Linked DNA regions of Homo sapiens: regions 2 and 3 are each linked to region 1. Evidence: chromatin contacts called from ENCODE Hi-C or POLR2A ChIA-PET data. All regions are on one chromosome and are shown on one strand. The core of a region is the stretch at or near the end of the contact, and the rest is flanking DNA. Distances in the headings are between cores, read along the strand shown. Region 1 holds the start of L3MBTL3 (L3MBTL histone methyl-lysine binding protein 3). Region 2 has its middle 38 kb from the start of SAMD3. Region 3 holds the start of SAMD3 (sterile alpha motif domain containing 3).

What was found. Hi-C counts contacts between places; a loop is a spot of excess contacts on that map. ChIA-PET counts read pairs that join two places held with the same protein, here RNA polymerase II (POLR2A). Pooled maps may share reads with other maps.
Region 2: a map of B cell shows a loop between it and region 1 (2.6-fold over the local background). The contact joins the enhancer-like site here to the promoter of L3MBTL3 in region 1. A Hi-C loop is called at or near these places in 1 of 168 maps with a recorded cell type or tissue (B cell), 17 of 37 single-sample maps with no recorded cell type and 4 of 50 pooled maps. POLR2A ChIA-PET finds 5 or more read pairs at or near these places in 1 of 52 experiments (MCF 10A).
Region 3: a loop to region 1 is called in a map of naive thymus-derived CD4-positive, alpha-beta T cell, with 5 times the contacts of the local background. The contact joins the promoter of SAMD3 here to the promoter of L3MBTL3 in region 1. A Hi-C loop is called at or near these places in 1 of 168 maps with a recorded cell type or tissue (naive thymus-derived CD4-positive, alpha-beta T cell), 1 of 37 single-sample maps with no recorded cell type and 11 of 50 pooled maps. POLR2A ChIA-PET finds 5 or more read pairs at or near these places in 2 of 52 experiments (activated CD4-positive, alpha-beta T cell and activated CD4-positive, alpha-beta memory T cell).

What each region holds. Positions count from the first base shown.
Region 1 is chr6:130,016,188-130,020,484 of GRCh38, reverse strand. L3MBTL3 (L3MBTL histone methyl-lysine binding protein 3) reads right to left here and starts at 1,904. Exons shown (of 23, transcript NM_032438.4): 1 at 1,821-1,904. RefSeq lists silencers at 1-54, 105-344, 1,295-1,424.
Region 2 is chr6:130,258,814-130,263,110 of GRCh38, reverse strand. It overlaps a transcript of SAMD3 not described here. Among named protein-coding and RNA genes, the nearest start is that of SAMD3, 38 kb to the right of the region's middle. RefSeq lists enhancers at 2,269-2,388, 2,609-2,748. Within about 2 kb of position 2,155, at least 5 of the 41 ENCODE cell types and tissues checked have a DNase peak (open chromatin) inside an H3K27ac peak, as active enhancers do; they include B cell, where a contact is called at or near this core.
Region 3 is chr6:130,220,630-130,224,926 of GRCh38, reverse strand. SAMD3 (sterile alpha motif domain containing 3) reads left to right here and starts at 1,976. Exons shown (of 12, transcript NM_001017373.4): 1 at 1,976-2,233. RefSeq lists an enhancer at 1,260-1,369.

The DNA of each region.
Region 1 (4,297 bases), core at 655-3,154:
CCGGGACTGGGGGAGGGGGGAATCGCAGGGCCTTTTTTTCTTTAAAGGTAATTAAAGTTTTACCACCAGTCCAAAAGTTGCGCCCTCCCCCCGCCCGTGCCACCGTGCCCTCCTCCCCTTCCAGGGCTCTCAAGTTTTTCTCCCCGCCCGGCGGCCCCCACACTCCACCAGCTCGCGGGGCGCGCGGCGGATGCCTCGGCTCCTGCGCTTCCCGATCCCCACCCCCGCCGGCCTCTACTTCCCCCCGCCCCGCCGCCGCGGCGCGAGGACGGCCCGCGGGGCCCAGGACGCGAGTGTGCAAAGCCCATTATTCCGGAACCGCACACACACGCGGCGCGAGGCGGGCGGTGGCCCCGGCGCCGGCCCCGGCCCCGACCCCTCTTTTCCTCCCCAGAATAAGGCAGGCGTAAACAAGTTGCAGGAAAAGCAGCCCCGCGCCGCCCCCACCCTCCCCCCACAAGCCCGCCGCCCCGGCGCGGCCGCCGCCGCCGCGACCGCCGCCGCCGCCTCCCGACACACGCCCGCGCCCGCGCCCGCACCCGGGCCGGCGCGGCGCGGCACGGCGCGGGGCGAACGCCGCGACGGCGCGGGCTCCCGGCCCGGCCCGCGGCCCGCGCCCTCTCCCGCGCGGACGGCCGCCGCGGGCCCGCGCCGCCTCGCTTCCCAAAGCACTTTCCTGCCTCGGGCAGAAATAAACCGGAGGGTTTATTTTTGTGCAACTTTCCCAAAATGGCGGAAATTGGAGCTGATCTATATGAAATTCTCACACACTCGGTTGGGAAGAGGGAGGCGGCGAGGAAGCCACGCAAACTCTCGGCCGCCGAGCCCCGCCGCGGGTCCGTGTGTGTGCGTGCGTGTGAGTGTGCGTGTGCGCGGTGGGAGTCGGGCAGGCCTTTCCGCCGCGCACACACACAGCACACGCCGGGGAGACGCGCCTGCACATTCAACCAGTCCATTCTCCGCAGCCCGAAAGGGGAGAAAGTGGCCCGGCCTCTTTTCCCACTGCCTCGGTCTCCCGTACTTGTACTTCTCGCGCTCGCCCGCCCGCTCGCTCGCTCTCCGGTGCGCGCCCGGCACAAAGGCCACACGGGCGGAGGGGGCCGCAGGGGCGGCGCGCGGGGCTCGCGCCTCCCGCCGCACCGATCCGCGGCCCCGGCCGCCCCCGCGCCCCCCGCCGGCGCCCCCCGCCTCGGCGGCCGCGCTCGCCGCCTGGGCTGCGGCTCCGCGGCGCCCACCCGGACACGCACCCCGGTGGAGCCCGGCGCCGCCGCGCTCCCCCACCCCGCGCCCGGTGTCACGAAAGCGACCAAAGTGACAAGCTCGGGGGGCGCGGGGGAGGGGGCCACACGCATCCCGCCGCCTGCGCGCCAGCCTGAGCCCAACGCGGCCGCCTCGCCCCGGCTCCCTTCCGCACGGCCCCCCACACCCTTCCCCGTGTGCGCGCAAAGAAAAAAATACAAGTCTCTCCTCCCCCCATTTTTTCCTTTCTCTTTTCTCTCTCTTTTGTTCCTCTTTCACACTCGCACTCACTACTTCAGAGTGAGATGCCCAGAGACTCCCCCTCCAGCCGTTTCCGAGTCACTTGCCCACTTTTTTCCCCGGGATTAAGTTTTCTCCTCTTTCCCAGAGGCGCAGAGAAGTGGGGGAGAAACCCCTTCTGTCCCTCCCCTCCCCTGATCTGTTTCACAAGACGAGGGTGCGCTTCCTTCCCTCTATAGGGCTCTTAACTTTCATCCTCACCCAGAAAAATAAATGAATGGCTTTTGCACGGACAAATCTTCAGATTAATTAGAGATTAGATCCGATCAACCGCTTCTTACCCCCAAATTTTCTCTTTTTTTTTTCTCCGTCTCACGAGTAGTCCTGACAAATGGTCCAGGGCTGCGGGCGCAATGCGCATGTGCGCGTAGAGTCAGGGCTGGGGAGAGGGGAAACTGCGCTGGTGCCGGTGCCGCCGCCGCCGCCGCCGCTGCCGGGGAGGCTCGCTCTGGCTTCCCTGTTACTGCTGCTGCGCCTTCGCCGCTGGAAAGCAGCAATAAAGCCGGGTGGCAAATGCAGCTGCCCGCAGATCCTGTTTCAGGTGCATCTTTTCAATAGCCCGGTCACCGCCTCAGAGCTGGTTCAAGAACAGTCCAAACAAATAGGAAACACTGCTAAGGTTCCAGATTTCTTTGTCTATTTTTCACTTTACTTTTTTTAAAGGCAATTCTCAGAGCAGCGAATCCACCATGTGCTGTGAAATGTATGCATTCAGCCATTAAAGAGTGGGCCTTAGTCTTGCACAAACACTGCCCAAAGGCTAAATACATGCTACAGGTCATGAAAAGTAACAAAGTTGTAAGCTTTGGGAGAGTACAATCTCCCTCTCTTTGATGGCTGGAACAATGCATAATAAAGAAAGTGTGCATATAAAACTTGTGCCTTCTTTCCGCTTCCTAAGTGCGGATCTTTATTGACAGCTCCAACATGTTAGGCCTCTGTCGAGTAATAGGCTGAGATTCCTACAGTAACTTAGAACACTGTGAAAGTCCCTTGGCAATAAGCAGGTCCAGGACTACCCTCTTAAGGTATTCAGTCAAGATGGCTGAGCGGTCCTAAATGGCAAAACCTGTCTTTGTTAAAGCGTCAAAACTAGATCAAGAGAGTATTACATTTCAGTATTGACAGCTTTCGGCGCATTGACTGCGGGCCGCCGTTTGGACAGCTTCACTGGTCTTTTCCACTTAATAGGAGTACTTACAAAATAATTCGAGTAATTAAAGTTTTGATAAACATTTTGATGTCAATAGCAGAGTTTGCTGTGTGAAAAAAAAAAGCATGTGTGATTTTAGGAATGAGGGAAGCATGTCTTAGATTTTGCGGGGGGGGGGAGGTAAAAGGAAGTTCCCATCCCCAGAGTAGACTATTTTGCATCTAATAAAGGGTAAAGGAGGCCCTTTTCTGAAACTGCTGCCTGAGGCCTAGAATTTAAATATATCACAGATGGAAGTTCTATATTAAAAATCCTTCTCCAGTGTAGGGAATATTATTCTTGATTGAATTTTTTCACTTAAGGAATGTTTCTTGAACCAGTTTCAGAACATAAACTCTTAAATTCTTTCCTTAGGACCATGAAATTACCCTATAGAAGCAGACCACCCGATATATCTAATGTTGGTGTAGTGACCAAATTCTCCAAACCAAAAATCAGGCCATATGCCTTAACATGTACTCCAGAACAAACGGACAAATCCTGTGAAGCTGAAATGAACTTATAAAATGCTTCATACGTTGAACAGCCGTTGGCTGAGGGGTGTGAAGTAGAGAAGGCTGGGTAGTGAGAGCTGTAGATGATCTCAAACCACCAGTTCACTATTGATTTCACCCACCACATTCAACCCTTTTCAGAGCTGTTCCCAAACAGCTTAATTAACTGATCTGAATTTCAGCTTCTCTCCTTTTCTCTCTAGCCCTTGAATAATAAGCAGTGAAATGGCCAAAGGCAAACTGCAGGAGAAGGAAAGAAAGGGCATGAGCTATGTACAAAACTAAGACCTTGCCCCCATGGAAACTAAATTAATTTTAGATTCCTCTTTCTGAAAAATCAATTTTAGATTCCTTCTCTCAAGATAATTTCTAGATGATATTTCTGTTGTACTTATGTTTTCAGTGATACTGGTTCAACAGTCTATAAATGTGTATTAATGGCCTACCTGTGCTAAGTGCTCTGCAAGGTGCTGGGGATAAACAGGTGACCAAAACTAGGCCCCAGCTACAAGAAATTCAGCCTGGTGGAGAGACAGTGTAGTAAATTGGGCATTATGTTACAGTAATGTTATATGGAAAATGTTATAGCAGAGGTATGTAGAGCAAACACAGTTGAGCACCAGTGGCAATAAGGAAAGGCTTTACATTAGAAGTGATGGCTAAGCTGATTCTTGAAGGACAAACATCCAGGGTACATGATGCCATTCTTCTTCCCAGAAGGTGTCTGGGAACATGAACCAATCAGAGAAGTCCTGAGTAAAGGTCCGAGTGTTTCAAGAGCAAGGCTTGCCTAGAAAGTGTACTGACAGAGGTTCACTAACAGAAATAAGGATGACTTGAGGCTCTCTATGATACACTCTTTCTCCTCCGGAGATCATTATTAAAACCTCATCTCAATTTTTCTCAAGATGTGGTTCAGGATAGTAAAGATTTTGAAAGTACTCACTTGTAGGAATAATGACTTTAAAGGCTGCTGTCAAAGTTTTCTACAAAGAATCCTTTGGTGCCACTATCTAAAACAGAGGTAAAATACATTATTAGAAGCTAGGTA
Region 2 (4,297 bases), core at 906-3,405, 240 kb before region 1:
ATTTTTATACCAGATAAGTTAAATTTTACATTTATATTAGTGTGTTATTAATGTTAAACCTAATTTTAATAAAACCTTGTAGACATTTATCCAATTTTTAATATTTGACTATAAGGTAAGATTTTATAGATTCTTTTTAACCTTTTATAATTTTTGCTAAAGAGCAGGTTTGTGTTTTAAGGAAAACCTGTTATGCTTTTATTTTTATGTCCAGTTTACAGAAAAACTGGATGATACCTCTTTAACTTTGGCCAATGTCTACACACAGAATTTTTTTTCAATTAACATTTTGAAACTTGATTAAACCTTTAAAACAAAATATACATATTTATAACCTTTTAATGTAGGTAAAGCTTTACATTCTTATGGCTCCTTATAATTCTTACTACTAGAAGTATATTTTAATTTCTTTATATACCTTGCACATAAACTGTTTCTTTAATAGTTTTACATTTAGGAGGCCTAATTACTTTTAAATTATACAACATTTCTTGCATGAATTTCCTTTTATAACCTTTTTTTTTTTCAATTACCTGGGAGGAACCATCCATCATCCTGTCCTGAAGGGAGTTCCTCTTAGGTCTGGTTGGACCTTTGTATGGTAATTAAGATTTAAATCCCTTGTTAGGAAACCTGCTGGGTTAAGGGAATTTCCTTTTTTTTTTTTCTAACAGAATAGCCCCATATTTTAAGATTTTTGAGTTAGTAAGCTACTTTTTTGCCTTTTTGATTTAGGATAGCTCTGAACTGAACTAGTGAGGTGTGCTCACAATGAGGTTTCCTCTAAAAGTTTTTTTTTTTCTTACTTTTTTTCTGTTAGCAAAGCAGTTGCCACTACAAATTGAATGCATTTGGGCCATCCACAGGTTACTGGGTCAAGGATTTTTGATAGGAAGGCCTCAGTGCTTTCGAGATATGCCCTTGTTTACACTGACAACAAAGTGGTATTGGAGTGTTATAGGCTTACGAAGAATACCTTCAATTATCAATTACAGGTTTTAAATTTACCTTGGCTTTTAAAGGAATAGGGTACACCATTTTTTTTTTCTTAACTACTTGTATATATCTCTCTTTGACTTTGTCTTTCTCTCTTTGACTTTCCTTTTGGCTCTGTCTCTTCCTCTCTTTCTCTGCCTCTCTCTTTCTCCTCTCTGTCTCTCTCTCTGTCTCTCTCTGCCTGGCTTATAATGCAGTTCTTTGAACCACTGTGGAGAGATCTAAAACCAGCTGTAACCAAGTGTCTATGTATGGGAACTGGTCTGGATGCCCGGGATTTACAGGTTACCTTGTGCCATACCTTTGAAACAAGGGACCTGTCCAGGCTTCCTTCTGATGGCCAACCCACCTCTAATGCTGGCTGGTCTATTTTACACAAAGTTTTAAGTTTTCCTGGTGTCATAGTACTACATAGTCTCCTTTAAATCCTTTTTGAAATTTTTCAACATAGTTCCTAGTAGGGTGAGCTTATTTGTGCCTGACCCATGCTTCTTCGAGACAAAACACCACGCTCACACCACACACACACCACAAAACAAAGAATGGGTAAAAAGGGCACACACACACTTTTGCAGTTTACACCAAATCAAAATCAAAACCAAAATCAGAGTATCCAGAAATCAAAACCAAAGTATCAAGCAATCCAAGTCAAGTCAAAAACAAAAACCAAAGTGCTGGTACAGGCACACCGTGGGTGATCAGGCCATGCTTCCACTCAAATGGAGTAGGCAAGTTCCCAAGACCGGTCCTGTCAAGCAATTCAAACCAAGTCAAAACCAAAACCAAAGTGCCGATAAAGGCACGCCGTGGGTGATCAGGCCACGCTTCCACTCAAATGGAGTAGGCAAGTTCCCAAGACCGGTCCTGTCAAGCAATTCAAACCAAGTCAAAACCAAAACCAAAACCAAAGTGCTGATAAAGGCACGCCGTGGGTGATCAGGCCACGCTTCCACTCAAATGGAGTAGGCAAGTTCCCAACACCGGTCCTGTCAAGCAATTCAAACCAAGTCAAAACCAAAACCAAAACCAAAGTGCCAATAAAGGCATGCTGTGGGTGATCAGGCCACACTTCCACTCAAATGGAGTGGGCAAGTTCCCAAGACCAGTCCTGTCAAGCAATTCAAACCGAGTCAAAACCAAAACCAAAACCAAACCAAAGTGCCGATAAAGGTACACCGTGGGTCATCAGACCACACTTCCACTCAAACAGAGTAGGCAAGTTCCAAAGACTAGTCTTACCAAGTTTCAGATGTCCAGACTCCAAGTACCAGTTCCTTCCCGGTGTTCAGCCACTGCGTTGATCCTCCACAGGGGGCTGCCACACACTGCTCTGGTGAGGCGTCTCACTGGGCAAATGCCTACCCGGGAGTGCTCTCAGGATCCGCATGGCTTGGGCTGGTTGGAGTCCCCTGCAGGGATGTTCCACAGGGCAGGCTTAAGTCACCTAAGGAGCTGCCTCGACCATTCGCCAATCACCTTGCTTCCCGGTCAGGGAACCAAGAAATGTAGCAGGGCCAGCTGCAGACAAAACTCCTCAGACACTGAGTTAAAGAAGGAAGGGGTTTATTCAGCCGGGAGCATTGGCAAGACTCCTGTCTCAAGAGCCAAGCTCCCCAAGTGAGCAATTCTTGTCCCTTTTAAGGGCTCACAACTCTATGGGGGTCCGTGAGAGAGGGTCGTGATCAACTGAGCAAGCAAGAGGTACGTGACAGGGGCTGCATGCACTGGTGGTCAGAGTGAAACAGAACAGACCAGGAAGTTTCACAATGTCTTTCTATACAATGTCTGGAATCTATAGATAACATCAGTTGCTAGGTCTGGGGTTGAATTTTAACCACCAGGCTTAGGTCAGGCAGGCCCAGGCCTGGTTTCAGGTCTGGTTCCTTGGTTTTGGGTCTGGTTCCTAGGCACCGGGCTACCTGCCTTTAGTTTCACTTCTCTTTCCTTTTCTGAGTATAAAACAATATGAGAGGGTCTGTCTCTATTCTCTCACTATATGTAGTCCATTGTTGAACAAAACATTATTATGCAGTATGTGACTGTATCTATGATATAGAAAGGACTCTAAGAACTCAATAGTTCAAAAGACTAATTAGAAAATGGCCAAAAAACTGAAGAATCCTTGTGATGATGTACTTATTCTTATCTTGACTGTGGTAGATACCTGAAACACGTGATAAAATTGCAGAGAACTAAATGCAGCACACAAATGAGCACAAGTAAAACAAAAAAAAATTGAACAATTTCAGTGGATTAAGTTAATGTCAATATCTTGTTTTTAGCATTGTACTAAAGTTTTGTGAGATGTTATCACTAGAGGAATCTGGGTAAAGGATAGGCAGGCTCTCTCTGTGTTACTTCCTATAACTTTGCACATGAGTGCACAGTTATCTCAAAATAAAAAGTTTTGTTAAAAAAAATACATTGAGTCCAGGTTTTGTGCTCCTCTGACCTGGCAGGCCTTTTCCTCTAAATCGGGTACTGAGACAATGGTAAAGGGCCTGTTTCTATTCACTGTATCTTTTGATCATTTATGTGTTTCTATGGTTTGAATGTTTGTCCCTTCCAAATCTCATGCTGAAATTTTATTCCCAATGTTGAAGATGGGGCCTAATGGGAGATGTTTGGATCATGGAGGCTGATCACTCATGAAAAATTAATATCCTCACTCAGGTGAGTGAGTTCTCACTGCATTCATTCCCAAGAGAACTGATTGTTAAAAAGAGCTCCACGCTCTTGCTTTCTCTCTCACCATGTGATCACTGCACACATCAGCTCCCCTTTGCCCTCTACAGTGAGTGGAAGGAGCCTCAGGCCCTCTCACCAGATGCAGATGCCCAATTTTGAACTTTCTAACCATCAGAATCATAAGCCAAATAAACCTTTTTTAAAAAATAAATTACTCAGCCTCAATATTCCTTTATAGCAGCATAAAACAGACTAAAACTTAAGGGTTTCTTTGCTCTGCTATTACTGGCTAAATAGAAAACCTTTGGGAAAGTAACCTAAGACTGAGATTTCTCCTTAATCCTCTCTCATCATGAACCTATAACCAACCTGTATGGGCTAGGCCAGCTCACCTCCTCTCTATTTCTCTTCTAACTTACTTCATATCTTTCCTTTGTTTCCACTGTAAAAGTCATAAAATGGTAGATCTCACTAATTGTTCCCACTTCCTCAGTTCCTGTTTACTCTTATTCAGTACTATTAATAATCTACTTGCTAAAATCACTAAAATCTCCCAAATTGCCCCAAATTTTAAAGAAATTTGAACTAAATGATAATCAAAAGGTAACATCAA
Region 3 (4,297 bases), core at 727-3,226, 200 kb before region 1:
AGTGCTTCGGGCTGGGCGTGGTGACTCATGCCTGTAATCTCAGCACTTTAGGAGGCCGAGGCAGGCGGTTCATGAGGTCAGGAGATCGAGATCATCCTGGCTAACACAGTGAAACCCCATCTCTACTAAAAATACAAAAACTTAGCTGGGCGTGGTGGCACGTGCCTGTAGTCCCAGATACTCAGGAGGCTGAGGCAGGAGAATCGCTTAAACCCAGGAGGTGGAAGTTGCAGTGAGCTGAGATCGTGCCATTACACTCCAGCCTGGGTGACAAAGGGAGACTCCATCTCAAAAATAATAATAATAATAATAATAATAATAATAATAATAATAAATAAATAGAGTGCTTTTGCATAAACAAAAGTTTGAACATTCTGGCCCGTCCTCACATGAACCTAGGGCTGGCAGAAGCATGAGCATTTGTCACTCATGAGAAACACAGGGTCCTATGCCTTTTTGTGTCTCCACACCTCCCATCTGTGCTTTGCTTTTGATACGGGAGGCGGGCAGGGAAGTGCTGGGTAGAGAAGAATGGGGTCCCTGGCTAGGGCTCCACCCTCAGGCCTGTACCCATGGACGTAAGTGAGAACAGGCACTCCTGTTTTCACGCCCAAATGTTGCATTTTCCAAAAGCACTCTGGCCCGCCACACCCCCATCCTCTGCCTATAAAAACCCTGAGACCCTAGCGGGCACAGACACAAGCGGCTGGACATCAAGAGGAACACACTGGCAGAATACACTGACAGACTGGCAGGACATCAACAGCAGTATGATGTGGACCACGTAGAATTTGCCTGGGGGTGGTTGGAGGAGAGTCAGGCCACTGAGCGGCCTGACTCCAGGGGAAGACCGCCTTCCCATTCCATTCCCCTTGTGGATCCCATCCATCTGCTGAGAGCTACTTCCACCAGTCAATAAAACTGTGCACCCATTCTCCAAGCCTACATGTGATTCAATTTTTCTGGTACATTAAGGCAAGAACCTTGGGATACAGAAAGCCCTCTGTCCTTGCGATAAGGCAGAGGATCTAATTGAGCTGATTAACACAAGCCACCTGCGGATGGCTAAGCTGAAAGACTGCACTGTAACACACTCCCACTGGGGCTTCTGGAGCTGTAAACACTCAACCCTAGGTGCTGCCATGGGGTAGGAGCCCATGCTCCCCATGACCTGCCCGTCTGCATGCTCCCTCTAGGGGTTTGAGCTGCAGGGTACTGAAGAAGCGAGTCACACCCATCGCACGCCCTGCAAGGGTGTTTCCAAGTTTCACTTTGAGTCACACTGCATTAAGAAGATCCACTACCTTGCATCCCCTTCTTCCTGAAGAGGCCTACAAAGTCAGACCAGCACTTAGTGTTAACAGATCAAGAGAGCCCAGCTTGACTCTACCAGCTGAGCAATATAGGTGGATACAGAAGTCACCTTTCATGTGTTCTAACAAATGAGTAACTCCAAAAAAATAGTTGTAATATTTTAATAATGTAAGTTCTTGCCACTACTCAGAGCTATAAAATGTTCAGCTATCACCTGCACTATCACGTACACACTGAGCTATGTAACGAGAATTACATTCAGCCAATGTCTGCTAAATAAAGGTTTGTGCATTTTAGTTCAATGATGTAGCTACAAAGAAAATGAAGCCTCAAGACACTAGAACCTTCTGAGATGCAAAGCTTTGAGTCCTTGACTTTGAATTCAATGTCTAAATTCTAATACATTATTATTATATCTGCCTTAAGATTGATATAGGAAATTTTTTTTCTAGTTAGTGTTATTTCTTCTAGGAGCTTAAAAAAGGTAACTAAGGAAGAATTAAATGTTCCAAAGATATATTATGGTAAACATGTATGTACATACATGGGTATTTGTCACACTTGTCAGAATCTTCTTCCTTTGAGAGGTGCAAACGTTAGCTGTCTGAGATCCACCCTGTTTCAAACTTACCTTATGCTTCCTGTGTACTGTGAGGCTCCCAGTCTTGCTGTCTTTCAATGGGGCAGCCACTGCTCAGTTGCTGCCATTCAGAAATATGAACCCAGTATCACCAGAACTTTTGATTTTTCAAGAGAAACCAAGATTCCAGATTTGTAGGTGATATCTTCCATTTTTCAGATAAAACAAAGGAACCAGAACCACATCCACTGATCGGATTTGCCTGGGGAGGAGGGGTGCTCTCTCCTTTGATCTTCTCTTCTGGAAGAGATGGACCAAAAGCCTCTCCAGCAATAATCCGTAAATATCACTTTTTACCTTTTCTCTATAAAACTCTAACTTTTCTGATATTAAGATAAAATTCTTTCATTGAGAAAAATTTAAGAGTGGCAGATTACAAACAAAAAACATTAATTCCTCCAAACAGAGATTGCCACTTCTGCCTTCTAGTATATGCTTTCCCAGCCTTTGTGTAACCAAGCATTTCATTCTACTTTTATTTTATTCTTTCCACAAATCTGAATCATACTATTTTAAATTTATTTGCAGTTAACCATATCCATGACTGTTTCTCTCTACATAGTTATTTGTCTAGATACAATTTTTGATTACTACATAGTATTTTATTTTAAATATAAATTACTGTAATTCATTGGCCAATTCCTATTGCTGGAAATTTTATCTGTCCAATTTATTTGCTATTCGGACCATTGCTATGGCACACATCTTTGTGTTCATTTCTGTTAATGTCTTTAGGCACATTCTTAGAAATGCTATTTTGGGGTCAGAATGTAGAAATATTTTTAATGTTTTTGGCTTGCATTAGTACCCTTTAAAGTTGGATAGATTGGATTCAAATCACTTTTACCTTTACAAGCAAAGGAACCTTAGGCGAGTTACCCTGTAAACTCCAGGACTTTCAATTATAAAATGGGAATAATATGACAGGGCAAGTTGTGCCACTTTATACTCCCCTTAGCAGTGTGTAAGAGAACAACTGACCTTGCATTCTTGCTAATTTTCACCTTTTCCAATGGAATAAATGAAGATGGTATTTAATTATTTTTATTACAAATAATGTAGATTTTTCAGATACTGGTTTAAAATTTTGTTCAAGAGTTACCTATTCCTATTTTTTTCTATTGGTGTATTAATTTTTTAGTTGGTTTTATGGATTATAGAGTTGACCCTTGAACAACATGTGTTGGAACCTCTCAGGTCCACTTACATGCAGATTTTCTTCTGCCTCTGCCACCCCTGAGACAGCAAGACCAACTCTCCTCTTCCTCCTCCTCCTCCTCAGCCTACTCACTGCAAGACGACGAGTATGAAGATCTTTATGATGATCCACTTCCATGTAATAAATAGTAAATGTTTTCTCTTCCTTGTTATTTGCTTAATAACATTTTCTTTCCTCTAACTCATTTTATTGTAACAGTACTGTATATAATATATATAACATACAAAATATGTGTTAATTGTCTATGTTATCAGTTAAGATTCTGATCAATAGTAGGCTATTAGTAGTTAAGTTTGGGGGTAGTCAAAAGTTACTTGCAAATTTTCAACTGCATAGCAGAGTCAGCGTCCCAACCCCTGTGTCGTTCAAGGGTCCACTGTGATATATATGTGTACACATGCGTTTTTCCTTTTTAGTCAAATCTATCAATATTTTATTTTTATTATGTAATCTTAGATTATTTTAAACTCTTTTTAATTTTTCATATTTACATATTTAACTTATCTGAGGAATTTATTGTGTAGGTGTTATGAGGCATTATCCCAACAAAATATATTGACTAATCCCTTCTTTGTCACCAATTTTAAAGATCTTTTCACTGGCTGGGCGTGGTGGCTCATGCCTGTAATCCCAGCACTTTGGGAGGCCAAGGTGGGCAGATCACAAGGTCAGGAGATCGAGACCATCCTGGCTAACACAGTGAAACCCCGTCTCTACTAAAAACACAAAAAAATTAGCTGGGCGTGGTGGTGGGCACCCGTAGTCCCAGCTACTCGGGAGGTTGAGGCAGGAGAATGGCATGAACCCGGGAGGCGGAGCTTGCAGTGAGCCGAGATCGTGCCACTGCACTCCAGCCTGGGCAACAGAGCGAGACTGTCAAAAAAAAAAAAAGATATTTTCAGTACTTCCATATGAATGTTTCTGTTTCTAAGTTTCTATTCTGTTTCAATATCTGTTCTCTTTTCCTCCAGTACCATGCTGTTAATAGCATAACATTTTTTAACATCTGGAAGTGCAAGTCCTTTTGTCAAGCATTTTTCGTTCTTTTTACCTATTTATTCTTCCACATGAAAACTAGCCTCATAGTAAGTAAAACATATAACCACGTATGTATATTAATTGGA